2 separate regions of the Homo sapiens genome follow, and region 1 is linked to region 2. Evidence: chromatin loops called from intact Hi-C (ENCODE). Cell type or tissue: CD4-positive, alpha-beta T cell. All regions are shown on one strand. Links, peaks and the distances in the headings refer to the core of each region. The heading gives the core; the rest is flanking DNA. Region 1 holds the start of PTPN11 (protein tyrosine phosphatase non-receptor type 11). Region 2 holds the start of ATXN2 (ataxin 2).

The links. A loop is a pair of places that touch in the nucleus more often than their neighbours do. Peaks named below come from ENCODE experiments on the same cell type or tissue, not always from the same donor. Only the 100,000 strongest peaks of a DNase experiment are listed, where the experiment ranks them.
Region 1: a loop joins it to region 2, with 14 times the contacts of the local background. A loop is called at or near these places in 2 of 110 quality-filtered maps.

What each region holds. Positions count from the first base shown.
Region 1 is chr12:112,413,640-112,424,057 of GRCh38, reverse strand. It overlaps PTPN11 (protein tyrosine phosphatase non-receptor type 11), which reads right to left and starts at 5,111. Exons shown (of 16, transcript NM_002834.5): 1 at 4,933-5,111. The coding sequence starts at 4,946. It also overlaps a transcript of RPL6 not described here. RefSeq lists silencers at 4,604-5,173, 4,885-5,236 and enhancers at 4,610-5,257, 5,224-5,483, 5,258-5,905, 5,906-6,554. In CD4-positive, alpha-beta T cell, for the core only: CTCF peaks have their summits at 4,651 and 4,855 (motif pointing left); a DNase peak (open chromatin) is centred at 5,187; H3K4me3 peaks cover 1,968 bases; H3K27ac peaks cover 1,519 bases.
Region 2 is chr12:111,593,794-111,604,211 of GRCh38, reverse strand. ATXN2 (ataxin 2) reads left to right here and starts at 4,897. Exons shown (of 25, transcript NM_001372574.1): 1 at 4,897-5,428. The coding sequence starts at 5,178. ATXN2-AS (ATXN2 antisense RNA) reads right to left here and starts at 4,714. Exons shown (of 2, transcript NR_146497.1): 1 at 4,659-4,714; 2 at 3,957-4,384. RefSeq lists an enhancer at 4,163-4,392 and silencers at 4,853-5,162, 5,223-5,392, 5,483-5,532, 6,123-6,252. In CD4-positive, alpha-beta T cell, for the core only: no CTCF peak of the experiment used is centred there; DNase peaks (open chromatin) are centred at 4,571, 4,881, 5,991, 6,241 and 1 weaker place; H3K4me3 peaks cover 3,321 bases; H3K27ac peaks cover 741 bases.

The DNA.
Region 1 (10,418 bases), core at 871-8,870, 820 kb before region 2:
TGTAAAGGCCAGGTACAGTGGTTCACATCTGTAATCCTAGTACTTTGGAAGGCCGAGGCAGGCAGACAGCTTGAGCCCAGGAATTTGAGACCAGCCTGGGCAACAGAGCAAGACCCTAACTCTACAAAAAAATAGAAAAATTGGACAAGTTTGATGCCACGTGCCTGTAGTCAGTCCCAGCTACTCAGGAGGCTGAGATGGGAGGATCACTTGAGCCCAGGAGGTCGAGGCTGCAGTGAGCCAAGATTATGCCACTGCAGTCTCCAGCCTGGGCAACAGGGTAAGACCCTGTCTCAAAAAAAAAAAAAAAAAAAAAAGACATTGTATGTGTGTATATACATGTATGTGTAGACAGATATACATATTACAGAAACACATACAATGTGTATTTGTGTTTATATGAGTATACAAATATACATATATACACATACATTCTAAACAGTATATTCTATACCAATACATTTCAAATTTCAGGCTTGTGTGGTAGCTCATGCCTATAATCCCAGCACTTTGGAAGGCCAAGGTGGGCAGATCACTTGAGGCCAGGAGTTCAAGACCGGCCTGGCCAACATGGTGAAACCCCATCCCTACTAAAAATATAAAAATTAGCCAGACATGGTGGCACGCACCTGTAATCCCAGCTACTCAGGAGACTGAGGCACAAGAATTGTTTGAACCCAAGAGGTGGAGGTTGCAGTGAGCCAATATTGTATCACTGCACTCCAGCCTGGGTGACTGAGTAAGACTCTATTTCAAAAAAAAAAAATTTCAAATTTCATTTTGGTACTAGCTTTATCAAATTCATTTGATGCTGGCATAAAAGTCTGTCTCCCTCTCTAAATTCAGTGCTCCTCGCGAACATGGATAGTATTTTTCCTATTTCAGTGTTGTCAAAGAGCGTCACATATACACATTTGCTCAAGGCACAAAGTCCTCCAAAATTCATAGTAATGAACTGGGCTGCATTTTAGGGCATCTGAATCCATTTCAGGGTCTCCAATCCTTGGTTGGGGTCCACAACTCCCAGAGACCTTGCCAACATCACTTTTTGCCTCTTTCTTCCTTAAAAACATTGGCGTTGGATGGCAAGTACTGTCTGTGTTTCCCAGAGGGAAGGGGAATAAGCTGAGTTTCTCTATTGTTCTGTGGCTGCCTAACAAAGTACACCACGGCCTGCTAGGACAATTACAAACATGAGTTGGCTCTGCTTTTCCAGCATCATGTGCCACTCATAACAGTCTCCACATTGACCATGGACACGAGGGGTAAGTCATCTTAGCAGTGGCCTCTGCACTTGAGCAACTCTAACCAAAAACTTGGCCTTACATCAGGACCTAACGTTAATAAAGACATCCCAGTTTCCACTGCAAAGACACAGAACTGTTATTTTTCAGCAAGGCAAGTTTATTTACTCCCGCAGGAGATAAACAAACGTGGCCACCAGGGAGAGCCCAGGACAAAATGTACTTGACCTGCAAGAGATAAACCAAAAGCCTCCAGTCTCAGAACAAGCTCAATTTTCTGCCCCTCTCAGCTCATCGTCGCGTATGGATTTCAGAGCAACAAAAACAGATGTAAAGGAGGTACCACATGCTGAAGGAAGAGTTGGAAAATACAGGCAGCTTTGTTGGTTTCACAAAGGCAGAAAAGGGCAGAGAAGCAACCTCAAAATCTAAATCCAGTACTATCACTGCTACATGATCAAGGGAGGAGTCACTTAATTGCTGAATGCCTTAGTTTTCCTACCTATGATGCTGAGAGATATCAGTACATTGAATATACTTACATTTTAATTACTGGATGCATATAAAAGCCGAACCCAAGAGGAGTTATTTTGATAATTAAGCAAAACAAAATTCAGACTACTAATTGTCATTCAGGTGTCAGCTCACACGATCACCTTCTCTAAACCACCTATCAAAACTAACTGCATTCTCCCATCCTCACATTTCTGTGGGATTTTTTCCCTCCTAGAATTTATTACTACCTGAAATTGCCCTATTTAGTCATGTGTTTGTCTGCTCTCTCTCAGCCATGAAAATAGCAATATTTTCCTATCTTACTGCTTTATCCTGCCTGGCTCATTAACTTCCTGTTGAATGAATTAATACTAGGTTAAAGTAATTTGAAGGCGGGACGCAATAGCTCATGCCTGTAATCCCAGCACTTTGGGAGGCCGAGGCAGGAAGATCGCTTGAGCCCGGGAGTTTGAGACCAGCCTGGCCAACATGGCAAAACCCTGTCTCTATAAAAAAATACAAAAATTAGCCGGGTGTGGTGGTGCACACCTGTAGCCCCAGTAACCGGAAAGCTGAGGAGGGGGGATGGATTGAGCCTAGGAAAACAAGGCTGCAGTGATTGCACCACTGCACTCCAGCCTGGGCAACAAAGTGAGACCCTATCTCAAAAAAACACAATAATAACAATAATAATAAAATTCTAGGGCTGGGCAGGGTGTCTCATGCCTATAATCCCAACACTTCAGGAGGCCAAGGTGAGAGGATCACTTGAACCCAGGAGTTTGAGACTGCCCTGGGCAACACAGTGAGACCCCATCTCTATTCAAACAATTTTAAAATTTTTAAAAATAAAATTCTAGGAAATGCAAACTAATACATAGTGACAGAAAGCAGAATAGTGGCTGCCTAAGAACAAAGGAAGGATTATAAAGAACATAAGGCAAAATTACCAGGGGTGATAGATGTGTTCATTATCTTGACTATGGTGGTGGTTTCCCAAGTGTATATGTATGTCAAAACTGATCAAATTGTACATTTAAATATATGCAATTAATTGCATGTCATTTATACCTCATTAAGGCTGGTTAACAAATAAAACAGGCTTATAATCCAAAAAATAATGAATCATTCAAAATTATGTGTATTATGTTCATAACCCGGCTTTTTGGGTGGTGCATAATACCAGGGCTGGAGGGGAGAAGGAATTACTCCATTTCAAACTGTCATCTTTACCACTTGCTACTTTGACTATGCCCACACTTCTATGCTTCTAAATGAACAAACTGGACAATGTAGGGTCTATTACTACCCAGACCTTTTCCCAACCCCCAGCCCCGTCTGATGTCTCCTAAAGCAGCAGATCCTTACTTGTCTGGAAGAGCAGACACCAGGAACAAAAGGCTCAATGACTATTTGACAGATTAAAGAATAGACAACTGTTTATTTAAAAGCTCCCTAAAGAATTAGAACATTTGAGGCTATACACTGTTCTGTTGAAATGCAGTTATATATTACCCAGATCTGTAAGCACTTGCCAACCGACCTGTCCAAGTCACTCACTTCCTACGAGTTCTCAGTTTTCTTTTTCTCCCCTTTTTAAATTCCAGATCCATGTATGAATAACATGCCAGGTGTGTTTGGAGGAGACATTCCTAATATTTTGAAAAATCTCATTCAGGCTGGGTACGGTGGCTCACGCCTGTAATTCCAGCACTTTGGGAGGCCAAGGCGGGCGGATCACGAGGTCAGGAGTTTGAGACCAGCCTGGCCAACATAGTGAAACCCTGTCTCTACTAAAAATACAAAAATTAGCCGGGCATAGTGGTGCGCCTGTAGTCCTAGTTACTTGGGAGGCTGAGGCAGGAGAATCGCTTGAACCTAGGAGGCGGAGATTGTGGTGAGCCGAGATTGCGCCACTGCACTCCAGCCTGGGCAACAGAGTGAGCCTCCGTCTCCAAAAAAAAAAAGAAAAAAAGAAAAGAAAATCTCATTCAAATAGCCTCAATAGCTTGAATCGTTTTTTAAATGTCTGAGACAGTGACCATAATTGAACAATCATGGAAAAGAATAGACAATGGGTCTTAAGTGTGAGTGGTATATAGAGTGACTATACAAAATAGCAGGATCACTATCTGAAAACAACAGGTCACACTACTGTTTGACAACAAAATTAAGGCTTACAAATGGTTAGCAATAGTTACAAAATAATAGAAGCAACATAGTGATTAAAAGTAGGGATTCTGTCTCCACCACCTACTAGCTGTGAGGTTAGGCAATTTACTTAACCTCTGAAACTCGGTTTACTCATCTTTACAATGGGGATAATAGTAGCCATCTGATAGGGCTGTGGTCAGAACTAAGCAAATGTTAGCTATTAGTAGTAGTATTACCCTGACCTTTCAAAGGATCTCATTAACTCACTAATCCTCCTAAGTTTCAAATCTTGTCATTTACTAGCATGTTGCTTCTGGGCCTCGGTTTCCTCATCCATAAAACGGGTACCAGTAAAGTGACCTGACTGTTAAGGTTGCAGTGAAGGATTAAATAACGAGATGCGGCTCCCTTCCTTTCCATCTCCCAAAGCGAAGATCGCAGAGGAAGGAAATACTTCTAGTGGCTGCAGATACAGTCAGTTTTTCCATTTCTGGCACGTGAGGGGTAGGAGGAAAAGAAGACACAAAGAGGCATATAAAAGGGTCAGGGGTCCTGCGTGAAGTCCCCAAATGCACGAAAGTGGCACAGTGAGCCAGAACGACTAGACCACTGGGGGCCCGGCCCCGCGCAACTCCCCTCTCGTGTCCCAAGGAGCCTCCCCAAGTGAGCAGGGTTATTTCGGAATCACCATGAGGCAATTCTCATGAGGCAATGGGTCAGGAATGCGGCGCTGAGCCTGGCCGCTGGCACCCGTGGTTCCCTCGGCGGCTCTACCTGCCCCGGGCCTGACGGGCATCCCCGGGGCTGCCGCAGCCGGAACTCGGGGAGGCAGGAAATGAATGGGGACCCGAGGGGTGGGGGCGCGGTGGGGCCGGCCCCCGGCCCCTGGAGGGCGAGGGGACGAGGAGGGAACCGGCCCCCAACCCCGACCCGGGGCGGGAGCCCGAAGCCCGGCCGGGGCGCCCCCTTCCGGACGGGGCTAACCGAACGCGGCGGTGGCCGGGCCGAGGCCCGCGCCGGGCCCCTCGGGGCTCCTCACCTCCGCGATGTCATGTTCCTCCCGCCCTCCGGCTCCGCGACGGACCCGCTCCTTGCTCAGGCTCCGCTGGGCTCGGTCACATCGGGCTGGCCCGAGGGAGGCCCGCTCGGGACCGGACGCGGGGCAGAGCCAGCCGGCCGCGCACAGACCCCCCTCCAGGCCTGGGGATCCCGGAGACTGTGCAGCTGCCCCCCGGCCCGGCTCGCTCCTCCTCCGCCCCCGCCCTTCGCCGCCGTCGCCCCCGTGATGTCACCGCTCGCGACGCCCGCCGCCACTTCCTGCTTCCCGTCAGCGGAGGACCGAGCGACGGCCGGGAATGGCAGCGCGGGGGCTCCGCGGAGGCGCCACGCACAGTGTCCAAAGCATCCTTGCTTCCTCCTGGAAACCGCGGCCGCCAGGTGTGAGCTGCGCGCTCCGCGTCTACGCCACCGACCCGTCCGGGCCCGCTGCCACATCGATTTCATTCATTTCGTTCCACAAATCGCCGCTCCACTCATTAGCTGTGGAACCTTGGGGAAATTACCTACTGTCTCCGAGCCTCGGTTTCCTCCATTCTTTTCTTTCTGTAAGATAAAGATAGTAGGCTGGGCGCGGTGGTTCACGCCCGTAATCCCAACACTTTGGGAGGCTGCGGCAAGAGGTTCGCTTAAGCCAAGGAGTTCGAGGCCAGCCTGGGCAAAAAAGCAAGACCTCATCTCTACAAAAAATGCAAAAAACTAACCGGGCGTGGAGGCTGCGGCGGGAAGATAACTTAAGCCCGAGAAGTCGGGGCTGCAGTGAGTCGTGATCACGCCACTGCACTACACCCTGAGCGACAGGGCAAGACACTGCCTAAAAAAATAATAATAGGCTGGGCGCGGTGGCTCACGCCTGTAATCCCAGCACTTTGGGAGGCCGAGGTGGGCGGATCACGAGGTCAAGAGATCGAGACCATCCTGGCCAACATGGTGAAACCCCGTCTCCACTAAAAATTCAAGAATTAGCCTGGCGTGGTGGGGGGCGCCTGTAGTCCCAGCTGCTTGGGAGTCTGAAGCAGGAGAATCGCTTGAACCCGGGAGGCAGAGGTTGCATTGAGCCGAGATCGCGCCACTGCACTCCAGCCTGGCAATAGAGCGAGACTCCGTCTCAAAATAATAATAATAATTACAATAAATACTACTTTGGGGTGGGAGCGGTGGCACACGCCTGAAATCCCAGCACTTCCCTTTGGGAGGCTGAGGCGGGCGAATCGCTTGAGTCCAGGAGTTGGGAACCAGCCCGGGCAAAATAGTGAAATCCCATCTCTACAAAAAATACAAAAATTAGCCGGGCGTGGTGGCGCGCGCCTGTAGTCCCAGCTACTCGGGAGGCTGAGGTGAGAGGATTGCTTGAGCCTGGAAGGTCGAGGCTGCTGAAAGCCGAGATCGCGCCACTGCACTCAGGCCAGGTATGGTGGCTCACGCCTTCATCCCAGAACTTTGGGAGGCTGAGGCAGGAGGATTGCTTGAGCCTAGGAGTTCAAGACCAGCCTGGGCAACATGGTGCGACCATGTCTCTTAAAAAAAAAAAAAAAAAAAAAAAAAAAAGCCGGGCCGGGTGGTACGGAAGTATTACTTTGGACACTCTGTGAAGCTCGAGCAAGAGAGCAAGGCCAGAAACAGAGAAGCCAGTCAAAATACGGAATACTATAGTATTCTGGTCTGGGAATAATGGTAGCTCAGACCAGATTGAGAAGAGTAGAGCTTTTACTTGATTGATGCGCATATGACTCATTGAAGGCTACAGATCTAGCTGAGCGTGGTGGCTCACGCCTGTAATCCCAGCACTTTGGGAGGCCAAGGAGAGCAGATCACTTGAGGTCAGGAGTTCAAGACCAGCCTGGCCAACATGGTGAGACCCCGTCTCAACTAAAAATACAAAGATTAGTCGGGCTTGGTGGCGCACACCTGTAGTCCCAGCTACTCCGGAGGCTGAGGTGGGAGAATTGCTTGAACCGGACAGGCAGAGGTTGCAGTGAGCCCAGACTGCACCACTGCGCTCCAGCCTGGGTGACAGGGTGAGACTCTTTCTCAAAAATAAATAAATAAAGGCTACAGATCTAGTGAATGGCAGAGCCATAAGTTTAACCCATATCTGTATAGCTCCAAAATCCTCATTTTTTTAATGCTTGCCCATTTCATTCATATACAAGTGAGTCTCATACTGTGTGCTAACTGCTTCAGCATCATGTGCTCCTTACAAAGATCACCTTTAATATATGCCAATTTAATTCACATAAGAGCCATTTAACAAGCAGTTGTCCCTCTCCCTAAATCCTGGCCAGCTAGATGACAAGCTACATTTTAACTGATCTCAGGCCTGCAGGCCTAAACTTCCTAATCCAATCTCCACATAGTAGCCAGAGTAATCTAAACTACAAAACTAGGCGGGTCACTCGGGGCGCGGTAGCTCATGCCTGTAATCCCAGCACTTTGGGAGGCCAAGGCAGGTGGATCACCTGAGGTCAGGAGTTTGAGGCCAGTCTGGCCAACATGGTGAACCCTCGTCTCTACTAAAAATACAATTAACTGTGGCCAAGTGCGGTGGCTTACACCTGTAATCCCAGCACTTTGGGAGGCCAAGGTGGGTGGATCACCTGAGGTCAGGAGTTTGAGACCAGCCTGGCCAACATGGTCAAACACAATCTCTACTAAAAATACAAAATTTAGGGCTGGGCGCGGTGGCTCACGCCTGTAATCCCAGCACTTTGGGAGGCTGAGGCGGGCGGATCACGAGGTCAGGAGATCGAGACCATCCTGGCTAACACAGTGAAACCCCATCTCTACTAAAAATACAAAAGATTAGCTGGGCGTGGTGGTGGGCACCTGTAGTCCCAGCTGCTCGGGAGGCTGAGGCAGGAGAATGGCGTGAACCCAGGAGGTGGAGCTTGCAGTGAGCCAAGATCACACCACTGCACTCCAGCCTGGGCAACAGAGCGAGACTCTGTCTCAAAAAAAAAAAAAAAAAAAAAAAATACAAAATTTAGCTGGGTGCAGTGGCAGGCACCTGTAGTCCCAGCTACTCAGGAGGCTGAGGCAAGAGAATTGCTTGAACCCAGGAAGTGGTGCTTGCAGTGAGCCAAGATTGCGCCACTGCACTCCCACCTGGGCGTCGGAGCGAGACTCCATCTCAAAAAAAAAAAAAAAAAAAACTGCAAAACTAGTCACTCCCTACATTGAATTCACCAATGGCTTCTCCTTGATTTTAGAATGAAGTCCAAAAAAAAAAAAAAAAGGTTTATCCCCCTGGATGTGGTGGCTCACCTCTGTAATCCCAGTGTTTTGGGACTCCTAGGTGGGAGGATTTCTTGAGCCCAAAGAGTTCAAGAACAGCCTGGGCAACAGAGTAAGACCCCTGTCCCTACAAAAAAAAAAAAGTTTTTTGTTTTGTTTGAGTTGGAGTCTCATTCTGTTACCCAGGCTGGAGTGCAGTGGCGCAATCCCGGCTCACTGCAAACTCCACCTCCCAGATTCAAGCAATTCTCCTGCCTGAGCCTCCCAAGTAGCTGGGATTACAGGCACGCACAACCATGCCCAGCTAATTTTTTTTGTATCTTTAGTAGAGACAGGGTTTCGCCATGTTGGCCAGGCTGGTCTCCAACTCCTGACCTCAAGTGATCCACCCACCTCAGCCTCCCAAAGTGCTGGGATTACAGGCGTGAGCCACCATGCCCGGCCCAAAAAAAAGTTTAAAAAAATTTTTTTAGACCCAAGGTCTTGCTATGTTGCCCAGGCTGGCCTTGAACTCCTGGCCTCAAGCAGTCCTCCCACTTTGACCTCCCAAGGCCTTGGATTTACAGGCGTGAGCCAATGCACCAGAGTTTTTTTAACTCTGGTCCCCAATCACTTCACCACCCCGTCTCCCCACTACTCGCTTCATTCTCTATGACCCAGCCATGCTGAATGACTTTCAGCTCCCCTCAATATGCCATATTCTTTCCCAGCGTAGAGCCTTTTAACAATCTGCTTTCTTTCCCCAGAGGGTTCTTCCTGACTGTCCTCCACATCAACTCTATGCCTCTGATCTCAGGCTAGGAGCCACTTCCTCTGGAATACAAGCCTCACCCGATTCTCTAGTGCAGGTCAGATGGTCACCAAGACACCTATCCTTAGAACCTAACATGCTACACTATAAATCTAAGAGCCGTATCATATAGGAAGCATCCAATTAAGTTTTGTGGGTTTTTTTTGTTTTGTTTTTTTTTTTAGACAGTCTCACTCTGTCTCCCAGGCTGGAGTGCAGTGGCGTGATCTCGACTCACTGCAAGCACCGCCTCCTGGGTTCACGCCATTCTCTTGCCTCAGCCTCCCAAGTAGCTGGGACTACAGGTACCTGCCACCACGCCCGGCTAATTTTTTGTATTTTTTTAGTAGAGACAGGGTTTCACCGCATTAGCCAGGATGGTCTTGATCTCCTGACCTCGTGATCCACCCGACTCGGCCTCCCAAAGTGCTGGAATTACAGGCGTGAGCCACGGCGCCTGGCTGCCAATTAAGTTCTTGATCTAGCTGCCTGGGTGTCTATAAGCAAGTCATTTGACTCCTCTGTGTCTGTTTCCTTCTCTGCAAAGTAGGAATCAAAATCCTACCATAGGATAGGTTTGTGAAATACTCAGAACAGTGTCTGGCAAAGTCAGCACTTGATAAAAGCTGGCTATCATTTGTCTCTTTTCCAAAGTAAACTATTAGCTCTTTGAGTGCAGGAACTACTACCTTCCTAGTGTTTCCTATATTCTGCACACTCTGCAGCTAGAATGAATAATCTTTTAAAAATACAAATCTAATCACGTCACTCCCCTCCCCTGTTGTATGAAGGAGGTTCAAACCCTCTAGCATTAAGTTGAACTCCTTCCCTTAGCACATCAGTCCGTTCTAGATATGGCCTGTGCCAACACCCTCACATAATCTAGCAGTTTCTAAAGGCTTCTAGCTGTTTCTTGCATCCCTGTCTTCCAAAATTTAGTTCCTACTGCCTGGAATACTCTTCAAACCCTTCTCCACCTGGAAAACAGTCATGCAAGGTTAAACTCCAACTTAAGCAGCTCCTCCAGAAAACATTCTTTCACTTTTTGAGAATAAAAGAGAGACTCCTTTCCTATGCTCCTGGGGCTGCCTCTTCATGCTTCTATCAGCACCTAACACATTTCAACATCATTGTGGGTTCTGTCATTGTTGTTCTGTGTCTTTCTTTAGATTATGATCTCCTTTTAAGACAAAGTCATTGTCTTCCTTTTTTTTTTTTTTTAATACAGACAGGGTTTTGCCATGTTACCCAGATTGGTCTAAAACCCCTGGGCTCAAACAATCATCCTGCCTCCGCCTCCCAAAGTGCTAGGATTACAGGCATGAGCTACCATGTCCGGCCGGTCTTCCCATCTTTATATGCCTGGAGTAGTGCCTGGCATATTCATTTATATGGCCGGGCATGGTAGCTAACAGGAGGATCTCTTGAGACAGGAGTTTGAGACC
Region 2 (10,418 bases), core at 1,214-9,213:
GGTGGGGAGGATTTCACAGTGTCTGAACACCAGGAGGCAAGAATCATTTGGGACCGCCATAGAGGCTGCCTGACACACCACTTCTTTTAAGGTGCATTACTCTAATATATATATATATATATATTATTTTTTTGAGATGGAGTGTCACTCTGTCACCAGGCTGGAGTGCAGTGGCATGATCTTGACTCACTGCAACCTCTGCCTGCCAGGTTCAAGCGATTCTCCTGCCTCAGCCTCCCGAGTAGTTAGGACTACAGGCGCACACCACCATGCCCAGCTAATTTTTGTATTTTCTTTTTTTTGAGACAGAGTCTCGCTCTGTTGCCCAGGCTGGAGTGCAGTGGCGCCATCTCACCTCACTGCAAGCTCCGCCTCCCGAGTTCATGCCATTCTCCTGCCTCAGCCTCCCAAGTAGCTGGGACTACAGGCGCCCGCCACCACACCCACCTATTTTTTTGTATTTTTAGTAGAGACGGGGTTTCACTGTGTTAGCCAGGATGGCCTTGATCTCCTGACCTCGTGATCTGCCCGCCTTGGCCTCCCAAAGTGCTGGGATTACAGGTGTGAGCCACCATGCCTGGCTAATTTTTGTATTTTTAATAGAGACAGGGTTTCACCATGTTGGCAAGGATGGTCTCGATCTCTTGACCTCAGGTGATCAGCCCACCTCAGTCTCCCAAAGTGCTGGGATTACAGGCATGAGCCACCGTGCCCAGCCTACTCTGATATTTTCATATAAAGCTTAAGCCTTCTGAAGTCCAGAGAAAAGGTAGTTTCCATAAATAAATAAATAAAATAAAAATAACTAAATAAACTTACCACATCACCCAACAATTTCGTTTGTAGGAACCAACCCAAGATAAATGAAAACATATATCCACATGAAGATATATGTTCACAAATGTTCATAGCAGCATTATTATTTTTCTTTCTTCTTCTTTGTGTGTGTGTGTGTGTGTTTTAGCAACTCTATTAACTGAACGAGACAGGGTCTTGGTCTGTTGCCCAGGCTAGAGTGCAGTGGCGCATTCGTAGCTCACAGCAACCTCGATCTCCTGGGCTCAAGCGGTCCTTCTGCTTCAGCCTCCCTAGTAGCTGGGACTATAGGTGCGTGTCACCATGACCAGCTAATTTTTTTTTTTTTTTTTTTTTGGAGACAGAGTATTGCTGTGTCACCCAGGCTTCAGTGCAATGGTGCAATCTCGGCTCACTGTAACCTCCGCCTCCTGGGTTCAAGCAATTCTCCTGCCTCAGCCTCCCAAGTAGCTGAGATTACAGGTGCCCGCCACCACGCCTGGCTAATTTTTTGTATTTTTAGTAGAGACGGGATTTCACCATGTAGGCCAGGCTGGTCTCGAACTCCTGATCTCAGGTGATCCACCCACCTCGGCCTCCCAAAGTGCTGGGATTATAGGCATGAGCCACCACGCCCAGCCAACCAGCTAATTTTTTATTTTTAAAGTTTTTCATAGAGACAGGGTCTCTCTATGTTGCCCAGGCTGGTTTCAAACTCCGGGGTATTCAAGTGATCCTCCCATCTCGGTATCCTAAAGTGTTGGGATTACAGGAGTGAGCCACCAATCTCAGCCCCAGCAGCATTTTCATAATACTCAAAAAGTTGACACAATCTAAACATCCACAATTGGAAAGTAGACACAAAATGTGGTATGTCCATACATGGAATATGACATAGCAATAATAAGGAATGAAATACTGCTACATGCCACAACCTTAGATAAACCTCAAAAACATTATGACAAATGAAAGAAGGCAGACACAAAAGGCTGCATGCTGTAAGATTCTACTTATGTGAAAAATCTGGACAAATCCATAGAGAGAAAATGTAGATGAGTGGTTGCCTGGGGCTAAGGATGGGAACCAAACTGCCCACCATCGTGAAGGATCTTTTTGGGGTAATGGAAATGTTCTGAAATTAGTGGCAATGGTTGTGCAAATTTACTGTGTAAATTTACTGAGAATCATTAAATTGTACACAAAATAGGTGAATTTCATAGTATGTAAATTATATCTTGATAAAACTATTAAGTTTTTATTCAATGGTAGTGAGTTAAAACAAACTTTCTCAGCTATGTCAGCTTCAGGCCTTCTTTTTTTTTAATTTTGAAAAATTTTTTATGGAGAGGAGGGTCTCACTATGTTGCCCAGGCTGGTCTCCTACTCCTTGGTTCAAAGGATCTGCCTGCCTTGGCCTTCCAAAGTGCTGGGATTATAGGTGTAGGCCACTGTATCCAGCCTAGGCCTTCTTATTCAACTTCCATCGACCTGAAACTTACTATTTTTTTTTTGAGACGGAGTCTCGCTCTGTCGCCCAGGCTGGAGTGCAGTGGTGTGATCTCCGCTCACTGCAAGCACCGCCTCCCAGGTTCACACCATTCTCCTGCCTCAGCCTCCCAAGTAGCTGGGACTACAGGTGCGCATCACCACACCCAGCTAATTTTTGTATTTTTAGTAGAGATGGGCTCTACTAAAAATTGGCCAGGCTGGTCTCGAACTCCTGACCTCAGGTGATCCACCGGCCACTGCCTCCCAAAGTGCTGGGATTACAGGCGTGAGCCACCACACTGGCCAAAACTTGTTCTTAAGATTGTATTCTGGGACCTTGATTCCAATCAGAGAAAAGTGATTGTATTTTTTTATTTTTATTTTTTTTAGATAAAGTTTCGCTCTTGTTGCCCAGGCTGGAGTGCAGTGGTGCCCTCTTTGGTCACTGTAACCTCCGCCTCCTGGGTTCAAGCGATTCTCCTGCCTCAGCATCCTGCGTAGCTGAGATCACAGATGCCCACCACCACGCCCAGCTAATTTTTTCGTATTTTTAGTAGCGATGGGGTTTCACCATGTTGGCCACGCTGGTCTTGAACTCCTGACCTCAGGTGATCCATCCGCCTCGGCCTCCCAGAGTGCTGGGATTACAGGTGTGAGCCACCGCGCCAGGCCAAGTGTTTGTATTTCTATTAAAGAAAGAATATAACGGGACACCATTGACGACCTGCTCCATTGCAGGCCTCCTTGCTGTTCCTCAGACTCCCCCCTCAGAGCCTTTGCCCTCGCTGTGCCCTCCACCTGGAGCGTTTCTCCCCAGGATCCTCATGCCCATGCTCATTTGGGTCCCTGCCCCATGTCACCCTCTCCAGGAGCTTCCCCTCACAGCAGCCCTGGCCTGTACCACAGCCGGGTACAGGTATTTTTTTGTTTCAACTGGTTTTTTAGTTCCAGTTTCCTTTAGGTTACTTTATTTATTTATTTATTTATTTATTTTTTGAGACGGAGTCTCGCTCTGTCGCCCAGGCTGGAGTGCATGATCTCGGCTGACTGCAACCTCCACCTCCCGGATTCAAGCAATTCTCCTGTATCAGCCTCCCGAGTAGCTGGGATTACAGGCGCCCACCACCACACCCGGCTAATTTTTATATTTTTGGTAGAGACGGGGTTTCACCATGTTGGCTAGGCTAGGTTAATTTTTAAAGGGTTTTGCAATGGTCCCTTGATCTACTTTTTACCTTAGATGGGAAATAAAACTGATTTCCTACATTGGCAGAATACAATGATCATTTTTGCCTGGACTATCTAGGAGGTTAATTTCAGTTGGACTACTGAAAACTGCTGGTTCAATCATTCTCCACGTTTATCTAAGTCTTTACCTTTATCTGGACAGTTCTAGGACATTGAGGGGAATTTTGGTGTTTCTTCCCCTATTATTTCCTGAAGTCATTTCACTTTAAAAAACAATAGATTCACTGCTCAAAAAAAAAAAAAAAAGTTACCTACTTTCTACTTGCTTCCAGTTTAACTGCAACACATTTTAAAAAGAGTCTACTGTGCTGGCTGGGTAAGTTAAATTAAAACTTCTAAAGGGTCCAAGGTCTAAAGTTCGCACATTGTTTTGAGGTCGGCTCTGTCTCTACCGAGGGAGATCCCATTATCCGTAGTTCTACCAGTCCCAATCCCATATATTTCCTTTAGAATCTCATGAATGAGGAAAAAGAAGTTCAAGTGAGGGAACATAGGTTCAAATGAAGGTCAGATACCTAAAAGAGTTTTCTGGTGACTGTGCGCGGCTGGGGTGGAAAAAGTGGGGAAAAGGTACCCAGATGTGGGTGGCCCCGGAGGGTTGCTCCACTCCAGCCCCGGCAGGGCAGGACAGCGCGGCCTGCCTGGTAGATGCCCCGAGCCACTGGAGCGCCTACTGTGTGGCGGGCGGGGGACGGCAGGAAAACGGCAGGATGCTGTGTCCCCTGAATCTGGCAGGGTTCTAGGTGCTTTACACGTAGCAAGACACATTCTCCGCCCCAAGGCACTCGCAGTCAGTCCATTTTCTGGGTTGCATCAGGTGGGGGCAAACTAGGTCCCCGCAGAAGTGAAGATGCTGAAGGAATACAGTAGGAGAAGAAATGCTTCTCTCCTGTCCTCCACACCAGGCAGGCCCCAGAGGCTGAGACCGACACGCCCTCCCCGAAGGGCAGACCCGCCTTGAGGAAGGCGGATCCGGGTAGGGACCGCCGCCTGGCCCTCACCCGACCCCCGAGAAAGCAACCCAGCGCGCCGCCCGCTCCTCACGTGTCCCTCCCGGCCCCGGGGCCACCTCACGTTCTGCTTCCGTCTGACCCCTCCGACTTCCGGTAAAGAGTCCCTATCCGCACCTCCGCTCCCACCCGGCGCCTCGGCGCGCCCGCCCTCCGATGCGCTCAGCGGCCGCAGCTCCTCGGAGTCCCGCGGTGGCCACCGAGTCTCGCCGCTTCGCCGCAGCCAGGTGGCCCGGGTGGCGCTCGCTCCAGCGGCCGGCGCGGCGGAGCGGGCGGGGCGGCGGTGGCGCGGCCCCGGGACCGTATCCCTCCGCCGCCCCTCCCCCGCCCGGCCCCGGCCCCCCTCCCTCCCGGCAGAGCTCGCCTCCCTCCGCCTCAGACTGTTTTGGTAGCAACGGCAACGGCGGCGGCGCGTTTCGGCCCGGCTCCCGGCGGCTCCTTGGTCTCGGCGGGCCTCCCCGCCCCTTCGTCGTCCTCCTTCTCCCCCTCGCCAGCCCGGGCGCCCCTCCGGCCGCGCCAACCCGCGCCTCCCCGCTCGGCGCCCGCGCGTCCCCGCCGCGTTCCGGCGTCTCCTTGGCGCGCCCGGCTCCCGGCTGTCCCCGCCCGGCGTGCGAGCCGGTGTATGGGCCCCTCACCATGTCGCTGAAGCCCCAGCAGCAGCAGCAGCAGCAGCAGCAGCAGCAGCAGCAGCAACAGCAGCAGCAGCAGCAGCAGCAGCAGCCGCCGCCCGCGGCTGCCAATGTCCGCAAGCCCGGCGGCAGCGGCCTTCTAGCGTCGCCCGCCGCCGCGCCTTCGCCGTCCTCGTCCTCGGTCTCCTCGTCCTCGGCCACGGCTCCCTCCTCGGTGGTCGCGGCGACCTCCGGCGGCGGGAGGCCCGGCCTGGGCAGGTGGGTGTCGGCACCCCAGCCCCCTCCGCTCCGGGCCCGGCGTCCCCTCCCCCGCGGCCCGCGCCGCCGTCCCCGCCCCGTGACCCGCCGGGCTACCCGGGGTGGGCTGGGGGCCGGCAGCGCGGGGGAGACTCGCTCGGGCCTGAGCCCCGAGGCTCGGCCGGTGGGCGCAGCCGGGGTCCTCTGGGATTGTCAGGCCTGTCCAGCCTCCCGCAGCATCCCCGCCCCCTCCCCCGGCGGTCAAGATGGAGGGAGCGGGCGGCCTCCCCTCCCCACGCGTGTTGGGAGGGGTTCTCGGGTAGCGGCGATGGTCAGCCCCGGCTCCCCCTTCCGCACGATCCTCCGCCCGCAGCGTGGGGATGCTCGGGCAGCTCCTCCACTCCCGGTTTAGGTGTGAACGTTGGAGGGGTCTGGAGGCTGTGGTGGCGTTTTCCGGAACATGTCCCCCTCCATGGGGGACATCTCTGGAGGGGAGAAGTTAGGGCCGCGTCCCCCGTGCCGGTTAAAGGGGTAGGCACCGGGCTCCTCCGGAATCATCAGGGTCTGTCGGGGCTCTCTCCCCGCCCCCTCCGAGTCCTGGGAAAGATCGGAGGACGGGGTGGAGACAAGTGGGCCTTGGCCCCCGCACCCCTCTGCGTTCGTGTCCGAGGCGGCGGCGGGGGCTCCCGAACTCCCCTGAAATCGTGGGGCTCCATGTGGCCTCCGGCAGCGTTCCACCCTCCCCCACCTGGGGAAGGGAAGGGGTGGGGAGTGCCCGGCCCCGTCCCGGCCTTCCTCCTTCCCCCGCCAGACCTCTCCGGCGCGCGGGTGGTGGCCGATCCGCATTGCTGTTCGAGGCCGCAGTGGAGAAGGCGCCTGTGGAACATCGGTGGGTGAGGGCTGGACCCAGGCTGGACCCTGGAGATCCGGGGTGGCGGTGCTGGTGGCAGGGGGCGGGCACCCTGCGCACTTATCCCAACCCCCGCCCCAATTTCGGAAATGCTAGGAGAGAGAGATTGCAGCAGGGGACGTGGTCGGGTTCCTGAAGGCAGAAAGGCGGGTGTTTACTAGCGTCTTTTTCCCTCCTAAGCCGGGGTTGTAGTAGGGGCTGGGGGCTCAGTGTTGTCCCGGCTAACTGGGTTTGACTCGAGGGTGTGTTTGTGCAGGAGGGCCTGTTGGGGGTGGCGGGCGGTTGTCAGTTCGTATTTCACGAACTAAGAAAATGCTTAGTGTTCAAAGGGAGAAGGAAACGTCAATAGACTCCATTCCATTGTGGCCGGTGTCCTTAACTTCGGGAGTGCCGCCAGAGCTTACCAAGGGCACGCAAGTCCATTTCCCTTGTGCCTCAAGTCCATCCGTGTTGTAGGCACTACTGTGCCTTCTTTAGGCCTAGGCCGCCGGCTTGACGGCGGGTGACCGGCGTCCTCCTTAAATAGGCATCTTGGGCTTTGGAAGGTGGAATAAGAGGATTTTTCATTCACCCGAGTTTTCTTTTTGAAAACACATTTTCAGCAACCCATTTCCAAAGAATTTTTATTTACAGCAGAAATTCCCCATCAAGAGGAATCAGCTGGTTTTTAAGGAATTCTGCTGCCTTCAAAGGGGGCGGAAACAGTCGGTTATTTGACTTTACACGCCCCGCCCCCCCTTCCCCTTCTCTGAGTCTGAAGCATCCCAAACACTACTTAGCCAAACTAGTTCAGATGAAGTGATCGTTTCCCCAAGTAGGGTAACTTCAGTTTCCCTTTTTCGTTGGCATCTAGCGAAAAATGAAAAAATTTAAAATACAACTTTTATAGAAAAGGATGTATTCTGTTTTTACTTTCTTAGGTATTAGGAAGAGATTTGGCAGATAATTCAACATGTTCAAATATATAAACATTAAAACTAAGGTTATTAAGTTGCATTGACTACTAGGCTTAAAAATTAGATTATAAGAGAATTTGCTCCTGAGTAGTTTGAGTGATCAAAGATATTTGGAATGTTTTAGTACCACAAGGTCTTTTTTCTGTTCCTTGAGGCTTTACAACAATTTAAGGTTAATTTAGATTTTTCCTTGCTTTAAGTTCTTTTACTTGAGACCTAAATGGCAGCCCTTATTCTTTCTGATGAATAGGTGAAATTTTGTTTACTGTGTTGGATTTGTGTAATGTGAAGTTTTATTCTTGAACAGATCGTTAATGTACTTGTAGAATTACTTTGAATTTGAATCACTTTCCTGCATTCCTTGTAAATAAGTTTCAGCTTCTAGAATCTCCTCACTTAGGTTTGTGCGTATCAACAGTGAAAATAAGTCTCTGAGAGCAAGGGTGAAAAAAAATGCAGCATTCGGTTTGACAAGTTTCGAGATAGCAAAATATGCTTGAAAGTCTGGAAATTCACATCTGCTTTAAGAAACATTTCATAATTTGACTTTGTGTGTGTGTGTGTGAATAGTTTTTCATGACTTTCAGAAGTGATTTATTTTGTTCTTTGTTATATATATTTTTGAAGGTGGCTGTTTTAGGAAAGATAATGTAATCACAATATTAGAACATAATTTTACTGTAATCTAATTTTGTGTGTGTGTGTGTGTGTGTGTGTGTGTGTGTGTGTGTGTTTTGGATGGAATCTCACTCTGTCGCCCAGGCTGGAGTGCAGTGGCCTGATCTCAGCTTACTGCAGTCTCTGTCTCCTGGGTTCATTTAAGTGATTCTCCAGCCTCAGCCTCCCCAGTAGCTGGGATTACAGGTTCGTGCTACCACACCTGGCTAATTTTTTTGTATTTTTAGTGAGGACGGGATTTTGCCATGTTGGCCAGGCTGGTCTCGAACTCCTGACCTCAAGTGATCCGCCTGCCTTGGCCTCCCAAAGTGCTGGGATTACAGGCGTGAGCTACTGCCCCTGGCCAATTTTTGTATTTTTAGTAGAGATGGGGTTTCACCATGTTGGCCAGGCTGGTCTCGAACTCCTCCTGACCTCAAGTGATTCGCCAGCCTCGGCCTCCCAAAGTGCCAGGATTACAGGCAGGAATGAGCCACTGCCCCCAACCATCAGTCTAATTCTTATTTTTGCTTTTTACCTTTTCATTTTTATGTAGTAGAGGTGATTGTGTATGTTATTTTGTAGTTAGCTTTTTTCCCCTGAACGTTGTATTGTAAATGTAAATTTTTTTTTTTTTTTTTGAGACAGAGTCTCGGTGTTTGCCCAGTCTGAAGTGCAGTGGTACGATCTCAGCTCACTGCAGCCTCTGACTCCTGGGTTCAAGCGATTCTCCCACCTCAGCCTCTTGAGTAGCTGGGGCTACAGGAATGTTCCACCACGCTTGGCTAATTTTTGTATTTTTGGTAGAGACAAGGTTTCACCATGTTGGCCAGTTTGGTCTCGTACTACCGACCTCAGGTGATGCGCCCGCCTCGGCCTCCCAAAGTGCTGGGATTGCAGGCGTGAGCCACTGCGCCCGGCTGTAAGGTTTTTACTTAACCATTCTATTGTTGGGAATTGGGTTTCCACTTTTTTGTTATAGATAGTGGTGCAGTGAACATTTTTAAATAGCTTTTTGCTTCAGTGTAATTATTTCCTTAGAGAAAGTTACCAAGAGTGGTTTTACTAGTTCAGAGGGCTTCAGGATTTTTATGGCTCTTGCTAGCGGTGCTCTATTATTCTTTAGAAGACTTGTATTACTTCCAGTGTCAAGAAGGTTGCTCTTCCATGGAATGGTTTCTTTGTAGTTTGTCAAATATTGTGGGGAATTTTTAAAGGAAAAATTGCATTTTTACTGTCAAGTGCATATATTATTAAGTGCTTTTGTTAGTTACTGGATTATTGATATTTGAGTTTAATTTGGTTCCTCTGAGGATTTAATAAGGTAATATATGTGAAGATGTTTTGAAACCTGTAACCATTATTATTAATGAGGGTACTTGGTTTATCTGTCGTGCTGATAGTACTGAGTAAAGTGCAGGAATGAAATTCCTGAGGAACTGTTCTAAAGCTTTGTTGTTGTTGTTAACCTTTCTTTTTCATCTGAAAGTGTTTTTTATTAGCTGCTAGCCTATGACCAAGTTATTTTTGGTAACTTTTTTGTAATTTCATGGCACTATTGGGAATTTTCGCTGGTTGACTCTTCTTCTTCTACATTCCCTTCCCCATTAAAAATAAAAATATGGATTTACAATTGTTACTCTATTCCTAAACCTAAATAATATGACATTAGAATTGCTTGGGATACAGGATTCAGTCTGAATAAAATATTTTTCTTTTAGTGATTTTCAGCTTAGTATTTTTACTGCTTCTTTCTCTTGAGGCATTGCAACTTAAAAATTGTGCTGTTTAGCCAGGCGCCTGTAATCCCAGCTACTTGGGAGGCTGAGGCAGGAGCATCACTTGAGCCCAGGAGGCGGAGGTTGCAGTCAGCTGAGATTGTGCCACTGCACTCCAGCCTGGGAGACAGAGTGAGACTCTATCTCAAAAAAAAAAAAAATGTGCTGTGATTTAATGTAGTTGTTCATCATGCTTCCATTTAAATTTCAGTGAGACTGTTCATCTTTTGCAGTTAAATATCTTGTAGAAGGGCCTAAAATATCTACGTTGAATACAGCTTTATTGAAGCATCTATGTACATGGGGTTTTTGGGATGAATCAGTGAATAAAGCAAACATATTGTCCTTTTGGAGTTTACATTCTAATGTGACTAGGCAGACAATGAGACATTAAATTACCAGCCTATGTATAATAGTGTATAAGAGCTATGGAATTAGAAGAAAGCAGATTAAAGGTATAGGGAGTGTGGGGAGGGGAATGAGTTACAATTTTAAATGGATTGGGGGAACTTAATTGAGGAGCTAACATTTGAGCAAAGATTTGAAGGTTGGGTATTTAGCCGTTTGCTTTTTATCTAGGTTAATTAGTCATGTGGCTTCATTAGTAATTTATAAGGTTTAAATGGCATCATCCTTTGTTATTCTTTTATGTGCACATTGATACTAACCATCTCTGAAGTTAGACCAAAAAAGTTAATTGACATTGAGGG